2 separate regions of the Mus musculus genome follow, and region 1 is linked to region 2. Evidence: chromatin contacts called from ENCODE Hi-C or POLR2A ChIA-PET data. All regions are on one chromosome and are shown on one strand. The core of a region is the stretch at or near the end of the contact, and the rest is flanking DNA. Distances in the headings are between cores, read along the strand shown. Region 1 holds the start of Nup205 (nucleoporin 205). Region 2 holds the start of Cnot4 (CCR4-NOT transcription complex, subunit 4).

Evidence for each region. A loop is a pair of places that touch in the nucleus more often than their neighbours do. ChIA-PET counts read pairs that join two places held with the same protein, here RNA polymerase II (POLR2A).
Region 1: a map of heart shows a loop between it and region 2 (9-fold over the local background). The contact joins the promoter of Nup205 here to the promoter of Cnot4 in region 2. A Hi-C loop is called at or near these places in 19 of 37 maps with a recorded cell type or tissue (CH12.LX, T-helper 1 cell, T-helper 17 cell and 6 more). POLR2A ChIA-PET finds 5 or more read pairs at or near these places in 1 of 5 experiments (embryonic stem cell).

Annotation. Positions count from the first base shown.
Region 1 is chr6:35,175,282-35,180,601 of GRCm38, forward strand. Nup205 (nucleoporin 205) reads left to right here and starts at 2,335. Exons shown (of 43, transcript NM_027513.1): 1 at 2,335-2,378. The coding sequence starts at 2,351.
Region 2 is chr6:35,131,415-35,136,743 of GRCm38, forward strand. Cnot4 (CCR4-NOT transcription complex, subunit 4) reads right to left here and starts at 2,323. Exons shown (of 12, transcript NM_001164413.1): 1 at 2,088-2,323. Gm33046 (a long non-coding RNA gene) reads left to right here and starts at 2,117. Exons shown (of 5, transcript XR_868974.2): 1 at 2,117-2,288; 2 at 2,834-3,156.

The DNA of each region.
Region 1 (5,320 bases), core at 1,085-3,584, 44 kb after region 2:
CACAATACATCCTTGACATTCTCTCCCAGTTCTTAGATTGTTAGTACCCTATGACCCTCTGGAACCGGTCAGCCACTTTGGGTCTGAACCTGCTGCTATTGTAGCTGTTGTTGCCCTTGTGACCTTTGCTTCAGTAACTACTCTGCTGTCACTTCATCTGCCTGTCTTTATCCAATCAGTTTAGCAAGCCATACTGGCCTTGTGGCCCACACCTTTAATCCTAGCACCTGGAGGCAGAGAGAGGCCAGTGGGTCTCTGTGAGTTTGAGGCCAGCCTGGTCTATCAAGTTAGTCCAGGACATCCAGGGCTCTGTTATAAAGATAATTATTTTATTTTACTTCATTTCATTTATTTTTGAAACAGGATTTCTCCATGTAGCCCTGGCTGCCCTGGGACTCACTCTGTAGACCAGGCTAGCCTTAAACTCACACAGACCTGCCTGCCTAGTGCTAGGATTAAAGGCATGAGCCACCACCACCCTTTTTTTTATTTTTATTTTTTGAGAGAACCTTTTAATGGTTTTAAGGATGTAACAGCAGAGACAGTTCAAAAAGGGTGTCTCACAGCTGACTTGAAAAGAAAACCAAACAGCCTGCTTATATAACCAGAAGGGGTATTTGGTAAGGTTGTTTGCACCAACCATAGCACAATCCTTCATGCAAATGAATTACATTCTGTACCAATCACAAGTCCTCTGATGATCGAACACCAGGAAGAGTGCTCCTCCTATAGCCTGCTTGAAAATGGTCACAGGGTCACTGGGAGTTCACTTAGGCTAGTCTAATTCCAGTGCATTCAAAGGCTAGTACAGGCTGTGGAGTGACCATGACTGGAGCATGTCTTCAGCTGTGCAAATGTGAGCATATCCCCAGGGTGTCTGTAAACTCTCCAGAATAGCAGGGCTGCTGTAAGGGCAGTCTGGTCAGTCGCTAGTGAAAGAGGTGCTTGGCTTAGAACTCTCCATTGAAGGCTTCCAAATATAAGCGAAGAGCTTTCAAGCAGATCGCTACTGACATCAATCATTCACAGAAATCATTATATTTTACAGTAGACTTAATGAAAGCTTAAGACAGAATTAGTACTTCTAACGTATGTAGAAGTTACTTAGTAGGCTTTTTAGGTTCTTATCTCACTAGCCCGCTTCCATTCTATTCTGTAACGTGTTTTTCCTTTCTTTCTTCTTTTTGTTTTTTTGAGACAGGGTTTCTCTGTATAGCCCTGGCTGTCTTGGAACTCACTCTGTAGACCATGCTGGCCTAGAACTCAGAAAATCTGCCTGCCTCTGCCTCCCAAGTGCTGGGATTAAAGGCGTGGGCCACCACGCCCGGCTAGCAAATTTTAAATTTAACGAGTAAGTTTAGTAGTTTTGGTTGCTTAGGTAGAAAAAACATTTGGTGTTTGTGAAATTTATGTCGAATTTGACTCAACATGTTGGGGATGAGGAAGCAAATGGGTGACACTTTTGAAGTCAGGCAGGCAGTACTCAAATTTTGTCGCTGTCTGTAATTTTCTTTTTTTTTTCCAAAGATTTATTTATTTATTATATGTAAGTACACTGTAGTTGTCTTCAGACATCCCAGAAGAGGGCGTCAGATCTCATTACAAATGGTTGTCAGCCACCACATGGTTACTGGGATTTGAACTCAGGACCTTTGGAAGAGCACTCAGTGCTCTTAACCTCTGAACCATCTCTCCAGGCCCTGTCTGTAATTTTCGAAGCACAATGTGATTATGTCTACAGAATATACTTATTAAATAGAAATTCCTTAATCACTTACTCACTTCACTCTACTCTCTTAAGGTAAGGGGGATGGCTATTCAAATAAAATTTAACTTGAAATGAAGGTCATGAGAATTTTTTCTCTTTTTTTTTTTTTTTTTTTTTGAGACAGGGTATATAGCCTGTATAGCCCTGGTTGTCCTGGAACTCACTTTGTAGACCAGGCTGGCCTTGAACTTAGAAATCCGCCTGCCTCTGCCTCCCGAGTGATGGGATTAAAGGCGTGCGCCACCACGCCCAGCAAGAACTTTTTCAGTTTCACTGATTTCCCTTTTTTGAACACTAGTCAACTGCACGGCTCACTCGAAATAAAACTACGGGTCCCATGATGCATTGCACAGCTAGTCTCCGAACCGGCTGCCCTCGGCTTGTTTTAACGGTAATGGTCGCAGTTAGACTCGATGGCCCTAGGCCAGAGCAGGGCGGGGAGCCTTGTGCACACCCGCTCGAGCCTCGCATGGCGTTCTCGGAGGCCCTGGGGACGCCCTTGTGTTCAGGCGTCGACGCGGGCAGGCCCTCGGGCCCGGGGTCCTCCCCGCGGCAGGAGCGCTCTCTCAGTCCTCCTCCAAGATGGCGGCGCTGTTGGCGGTAAATTCGGGTGAGCGCGGCGGGCCCGCGAGGGACCCGCGGGGACCCACGGGGGGCGGGGCCGGCGAGTGGGGAGCGCTGGTGCAGTCGGGCCGTTGGCAGTGCGGGCGCGAGCGTGTGCGCAGGGCCCGCTCTCGCCGCGCTCCGGCCTGCAGCCCCGCGCCGCCTCCGTTTGAATGGCGCGCGGCGCGGCGACAGTTTGGCCCTCGAAACGGGCGTGTGAAGGGGAGGCGGAGCGGCGGGGTCCCGGGCAGCCAGGCGCGCGCCCCCGAAGCCGCTTCGTCCCCCCAATATCCTTCAGGTGTAGGCAGGCCATCTACCGCCGAGGTACGGCTCAAGTCCCGGGCTGTGGGACCCAGGCGAGGCTGGAAGGAAGCTGGTCTGGAAGGGGGCCGTGGGCCGGTCATGGGGCATGGGGGTGAGGAGGTCTTGCCAGCCGCGAGGCGGTGCCACGGGCTCAGCACGTGCCGCCCTGCACCGTTGTCACAGCCACGGCGGACGGTGACATCGCTGTGAAAAAGCTGGGGCTGGGGTCATCTTTGGTAATTGGAACCCCTCAGAGATGCTTGAAGAAGTGGATGGGTTTTGATTTGTCCTGGTTCCAGGAACACGGTGCCGGTCGTTAGTGGGGAGGACTTAGATGTCAAACATTTCGTACGAGGTCTGGCACTCCTGAACACGGCTTTAGACACTCGATTCATGAGTACAATTAAGAGGCAACATAGCAAACGTTTACGGACCATCTTTTTCAGCAGGACTGTTTTGTTTTTAAACTGTTTTTGGTACTGGTTCTTGCCAGTTTACCAGTATTTTTTGAAAATTACCTAAATCTGAGTTTTGTACATAAACCATCTCAGAAGTGGTATGGTAAATTGTTCTGTAGAAATGAAGTTTTCTGTTGTATTGACAACATATTGTCTGCTCACTGGAGCAAGTGTTAGTCTTGATTGTTGAATCCCTTTATACCTGGTGTATGTGTGTATTTCATTTATATATTTGGAGTAATGCAATTAAATATCTCAGATTTAATTTGGAAGCAAAGACTTCCAGTGATTACATAATTTCTCCAAAATTAAACAGTTAATGCCTTTTTTTTTCTTCCCCGCCCCCCCCCCCCCCCCAGGGTTTCTCTGTGAAGGCCTGACTGTCCTAGAACTCACTCTGTAGACCAGGCTGGCCTCAAACTCAGAAATTCACCTTCCTATGCCTCCCAAGTGCTGGGATTAAAGGCATGCGCCACCACTGCCCAGCCAGTTAATGCTTTTAAGCACAACTTTATGACATTACATCATGCTTGTCCCCCCTCAAAGTAGTTAAATTAAATGCACTACTAGATTTTTTGAAAAGCCAGGCTTCCATGTAATAGTTCTGTTACATACATTTATAGCATATAATATCCTGAGTTACCATTAAACACAAGCCACTGACAGTTGTCACTAGCTCCCAGGAGTATAGTGTGTACAGGAGAGCTTTGATTGGCCTCAAGAAAAGAAAGCATTTTAAAAAGCCAGGAGTCAGTCAAGAGAGTTATTTTTTGTCACCTTTGGGAAGAACTGAAGCATCCATAGATGAATGGATGATGAGTGAGTGAGTGGATAAACGAAACATGATGAACACACAAAGGAATATTACTCAGTTTTTTTTTTTTTTTTAAAGATTTATTTATTAATATACATAAGTACACTGTAGCTGACTTCATCTGCACTAGAAGAGGGCGTCAGATCTCTTTATGGGTGGTTGTGAACCACCATGTGGTTGCTGGGATTTGAACTCAGGACCTTCGGGAGAGCAGTCAGTACTCTTACCCGGTGAGCCATCTCACCAGCCCATATTACTCAGTTTTAAAAAGAAGGCAGTACTGTCACATGTACATGTATGATCTTTGAGGACATTGAGTGAGATACTCAACAGACACAAGACTCTACACACAACAATGATATTTAACTTAGTGTAGCTAAACTAAAGAAAAAAAAAGTAGAATTAGGATGGCAGTCACCAAGGCTAGAAAAATGAGAGGTGGTGGTGATTTAATTAGTACTATGTCCCATCACCAGAACAAGTGTTAGGCTTGCTTTATCTCATTTAATCCCTTTATACCCCATATGTATGCGTGTGTGTGTGTGTGTGTGTGTGTATAATATTTGCAGTAGTGCAATTAAATATCTCAGATTTAATTTGGAAGCAAAGACCTCTAGTGGTTAAACAATTCTCCAAAATTAAACAGTTAATGCTTTTAAGCACAACTTTATGACATCACATCATGGCTTGCCCCTTGCACTGCTGTGCCCCCCCCCCCATAGTTAAATAAATGCACTACTAAAATTTTTGAAAAGCAAGCCTTCCCTGTTTTAGCTATTGGGTCAGACTAAACCCTTCTCTGCCCTGACCTCTGCCTAGGTCACATACCCTTAGTTGTACCCTCTTGACTTGATTACCTTCAGACTAAACCCTTCTCTGCCCTGACCTCTGCCTAGGTCACATACCCTTAGTTGTACCCTCTTGACCTGACCTGATTACCTTTCCTTCAGACCACGTAGGCAATTGGGTTTGTTTCCTTATTAAACTGAACTCATCCATGATGAATGGTTAGATGTGATATGCAGGGAGTATCCTAAAACATTAAAGGAAATGAATGTGCTTCTCAAGGTGAGTTAAAATACATACTAGAGGCTTTGAAAAAAAATATTAGCCTTTCATTTGTTACTAGTAGAGGAATATTTACTGAAGTTGGGCAACTGTAGATGGCTCTTGTGTACGTAAACTTGTTGATGTGTTGATGTTCATGGACTGTGTAGGTGAGTGCATGTGATTTGTGTGCATATATTTTTGATTTCTTATTGGCTGTCTCATTAAGAGGAAAAAATGGAATTTGTCTATGTAGTTTACTGAGTTTATATTCCAATCATGTGTAATACAAAGACAGTTATTAGTTTTTCAGAAATCTTTAGGAGT
Region 2 (5,329 bases), core at 1,073-3,572:
TACATTGCTGGTCAGTCAGAGCTACATAAAGACCCTGTCTTAAAAAAAAAAAGGAAAGAGAGAAAGAACAAAAGAAAGAACGAACGAAAGAAAGACAGACAGACAGACAGCCGAGGGGGAGGAGGAGGAGGAAGAGGAGGAAGGAGAGGAAGCTTTATGAGCAGCTTTTCTAACCTTAGTTTACATTTTTAAAAACTTTTCACAGCAACTTAATATAACATCAAATATAAGAATAGTCAAGCTTTATAGGTGAAATATGTAAGATTTACAATAACAGTAATGTGTGAAAGTAACTAGAAGAACTGCGTTTGTATTTACACTTAAGTTGTTACTATTTCCCCCCAATAAGCGACATACTTCATTATGAGACTGTTATTGTGACTTTAAATATTTTTATATATATATTAAGAACACAATGTCTTATGTTCAAACTTGACATGTGTTTATCTGACCTATATAATCTTATTTGCTGTTCTGGTAATTCTTTATGTCACTGTGGTGTATTATAGCAAATACTCTAACTCCTGATTACACAAACTAGTGCATTTCAATTCTGCTTTCACTCTACTGTAGAGACCATAAGCCACCCCTTGCTCTTCAGTTTCTAGCTCTTACTTACTACAGGTAATAACAGCTAAGTGCCATTGAAGCATGCGTATGCTCAGCTTTGTGACTTCTTTTCTCAGCCCCCATAGTTTCTATGGGAAAAAAAGGAATTTAAGTTTACCCCAAAATATCAACTTCTCTTCATACATACCCAATGTGTTTTTCCATACAACTTATTCTGATAACTCCTATCCTAGAAATGTCAAAAGAGGGAATTTCCCAGATCAAAAGAGAGGGGGGAAAAGTCAAATTTGCACCCATCACAAATAAATGTTATCAATTAACATAAACATCAATATAACGGAGCCAATAATTGATACAAAAGGAATCTGTAACCCACATACAATCAAAATACCATCTGTATTTATTTGCATGTGGTGTTCGGGGATGAAGTGTGTGTGTGCGCGCTAGATTCACCTGGTTTTGAAATTCTAAGCTGATCTTTATGGGTATAATCAGAGACAACATCAAGTGTCCTGAGGAATGGCAATTCAGGAGAATGCTGAGTAGCACGGAGAAGGTCGAAAATGAAAAGAGGGGTAAAAAAGGATAGCAAATGAGCAACAAAAAGATCAAAAAAGCAAAACATTCCTTTCCCGAGTAGCCCGAAGAAAGCTCTTTTCTCTTAACGTTAATAGTCTCCCACTCACTTCATTCACTTCCTAACTTCCTTTACTTTTCAAGGAACAACACGGGGCATCATCTCCCCTATCCTGGAGTGTGTGCTCAAAGAGTCTGCATTGGAAAGAGGGAAGGAACCGACAATTCTCAAGTAGGTTAAGAAACAGGTGGGTTATACGGAGCAACGGAGCAGCAACATGATTTAGATACTCACGAGGTGGCTTTAAGATGACAGATGCGGTTAAAGGAGACTTGCACATCGGAATCAACTCGGGTCTGGCAGACAGACTGGGGGCTGACTGCAAGCACCAGAGGGGAGCAGAGGCTAGATCCAGAGCAGCCTTTCTGGAAGGGATGGGGCAAAAAGGGGCAAAAAAGCCCACCAAGCAGGACGGGTGGGCAGTGAGCAGCAGCACCCGTCAGAGTGGAAATGATGGCTCTGGCTTGGGAGACCGGGGCCAGTAGGAAAGGACGTCAGAGGGGAAAGGAGGCTGGGGAAACAGGAGGACCAAGACCTAAGGATACTGTTGCCAGAAAAATGCGGGGAAAACTGGTGATGAGAAGCCCTCTTGGGTTCTCAATTGAAGAAATTCTCCAAGGAGAGCCGGCGCTCGCTGCCGCGCTGCCTCCAACCCGGCTGCCTTTTCCTGGTGATAACTGCTGTGGCGTAGAGGGGAGAGGGAGGAAGAAGAGGAGGAGGAGGCAGCCAGAGGAGGAGGAGGAGGGTGAAGACGAGGCGGGCGGGGGTGGGGGGGTGGGGAGAAAGGGGGGTGCGGCCTGCACAGTCCCAGCGAAGCCTCCGCTCTCTCGTAGCCGGTCAGCGCCGGGTTTCCCCTAAGCCCAGCCCCGCAGACACTCACCCGCCTGCCTTGCCTCGCTTTTCTCTTAGCCGACTCCACGCGTTGCCGAGTCCTCACAGGAGACCAATGAACGAGAGTCGGCGAAAAAACTCTTCAGAACCGGGCCTGACTGCTTCAGTGAGTCCGACCTTTACGGCTGAGAGAGAGACTCTCAGCTTTCGGTGGGTTCCACGGCTAGACGGGCCACCATCTTACATTAGGGTAAGACTCCTCCGGCCTCCGCTGCGCAGGCGCATGCCGATCCGGCTGGGCGGGGCGGGGGAGGGGCGGGACAAGCGGCAGGCGGGCGAGTGGGAGGTTGCGGCGGACTGGTCCACTGCACCCTGGGAGTTGTAGTCCTCCGATAGTAACCGCCCCGGGGCAGGCCGGGAATTGAAGTCATCACTAGAGAAGGCGCTCGGGAACTCGTTCCTCACGTGGCTACTGGAGCGCCGGCTTTCTTCTTGTTTTGCTTCCTCTTCTGCCCGCGTGTGTGGCTACTGTGTCATGTGGTCGGCGGTTTTCACTAATGTTAGCTGAAATGTAGGAAACCAAAATTCTACGAAACTTAACTGATTCGGAGGAAGCTAGGACGTGTCTTTTTCTGCCCCGCCCGCCATAGATAGGTATCTGACGGGGGCGGTATGGTGGTAGAATCAGGTTGAGCATTGCAAGAGCGCGGGATTTGATCTAGAGTGGGGAGTTGATACTTTTGGAAAAGTGAGCGTTAATTCGTTTCCCGGTCTTTGCACGTCCTTTACCACCAGTACAGCTGAGCTCATCCTCCTTACTGGAAAATCGCCAGTGAAGAAATACCTGAATTGCCATGTGCACATTTCTCAAGAGAACGCGGGCAGTCAGAGTAGCATGAGTTGCTGATGATGTGAAAGCATGTGGACTTACCTGCAAACTGTTGCTGGCTGCACAGAACTCTTCCAGCCTGCACAGAAGTGTGCGTCAGGTTCGCAAACTGCACAAGTAAACACGTCTCAAAGGACATAATACAACCGCAGCCGGTTCGAGCACCGAGAAATTCTAAATAACAAAATCAATTTACTGAACTTCCCGGGTTGCCTCCCAGAACTCTGGTGTAAGTGGCGCTCCTGGAGCGGTCGATTCTGTTTATTGCCTATATTCTTCATCTATTCATATAAGTGCTGAGCTCCTTGGTACCCAGTTCAGTGCCATATGCTGGGAGCATACAACAGAGACCAAAAACACAAATCTGTCCCCATTCTAGGGTGTGTGCATGTAGTGGGGTTTGGAGAAGTGAAAGGAACCAAGTTTTCAAATCCAGGATTAAAATACGTAGGATGGGACTGTGGATGTCACACAGTGGTAGGGCGCTAGTCTGGCACACTTGAGGCCTGAAAGCAAAAGGTTTAAGGGGAGGATTTAAAACAGAAAAGGGAAATGTAAGGAAAGAAATTGAAGTTTTAAAGTCTCAGTCTCGCTGGACGTGGTGACACAAGCCAGGACTCTGAAAGCAGAGGCAGGTGTATCTCTTTGAGTTCAAGGCCAGCTTGGTCTACAAACCATGTCTAGAGGCAGAAAAAAAAAAAAAAAAACCACAAAAAAGGCAACCAGACCAGTTTCTTTGGTGTAAGAGAGAGGAAATGTTGGGGGGCAGGGGGAGGGGCATAAAAATGACTCAACTTATTTTACACAGGAATGAAATTGCTAAAAATTATATATGTGTGTGTGTATGTGTATACATATATATACACATACATATATATGGGTGTGTATGTGTGTGTGTGTATATATATATATATATATATATATATATATATATATATATATATATCACATTTGGGCATAGTGGTATGAGACCTTGTCTCAAAGTAAAAAAGTTAGGTGCTGGAGAGACAGTTCAGTGGCGAGAGTACAATTCCCAGCCACCACATGGTGGCTCACAACCTTTTGTAATGGGATATCTTCTGGTGTGTCTGAACAGAGCTACGGTGCACTCACATATATAAAATAAGTAAATACATTTTTTTTAAGTAAAAAAAGTTAAAGCCTGGAACGTAACTAAATGATAAAGTCCCTCCTGGCACAAAACCCTGAATTCAATCTTCAAAGGTTAAAAAAAAAAGTTACAGAGTAATATACAGTAAAATTATCTATATTTCCATAAACATGATTGCTCTAAAAATATAATAAAATGGTTATTTGCTAGCACTTGGAACAAAATCTTCATGTATGTGAAAGTTATGAATACTAACTGATTGAAAGAAGTGTGTTTTGGTCTCTCTCCGGTAGGCAACACGCATCTACCCTTAGTTACACCACTAGATTATTTCTTAATGTGCTCCTCATTTGTTAGAACTAAAAACACCAACAGCTTCGTGTTCATGTGTAAAGCAAGTTAGACTTTGGATAATTAGATGTAAGTTGTATTCAGATAACCATACACAGGTGTTTCATTTAGCAGTCATGAGAGACACAAAGTGGTTCTTCAGATAGAATTCTGAAGACTGGCTCTCCCGTTTCTGCAGGGAGGGTAGCACACTGAGCTCCTGCACTGTGAGAATCCAACACTAGGAAACAACGTCACTTTCGTTGTTGGGTTTTGGCATTTTGTTTGGGGAATTTTGTTCTGTTTTGTTTTTGAGACTGGGTTTCTCTAATGAAGCTCTGGCTATTCTGAAACTCTGTGGCTGGCCTTGAACTCAGAGATCTGCCTGCTTCTGCTTCCCAAGTGCTGGGATTAAAAGCCTGAGCCACCACTGCCACACACAATATCACTATCTGCTTATTGATGGAGACTGACTGACACAAAGGGACAACTACTAACTAATGATATTCACTACCCTTTCAGGCCTGGTCTTTTATTACATTAACAACCAATTTTTACATGTTAATATATGTGTATACATATATACTTATCAATGTAACAATTCTTTTAAGATGCAGGAATGTCTCTTTTTTATTTGTTTTTTTTTAAATTTATTTATTTGTTTACTTATGTATATGTGTATGCTGTCGATCTCTTCAGACACACCAGAAGAGGGCATCAGATTCCATTACAAATGGTTGTAAGCCACCATGCAGTTTCTGGGAATTGAACTCAGGACCTCTGGGAGAGTAGTCAGTGCTCTTAACCACTGAGCCAACTCTCCAGCCTTTATTTGGTTTTTCAAGACAGAGTTTCTCTGTACAGCCCTAGATGTCCTGGAACTCAATTTGGAGATTACAGTGGCCTCCAGCTCCACCAGCCTCTGCCTCCCACACCTAACTCAGGATTATTCATTTCTCAT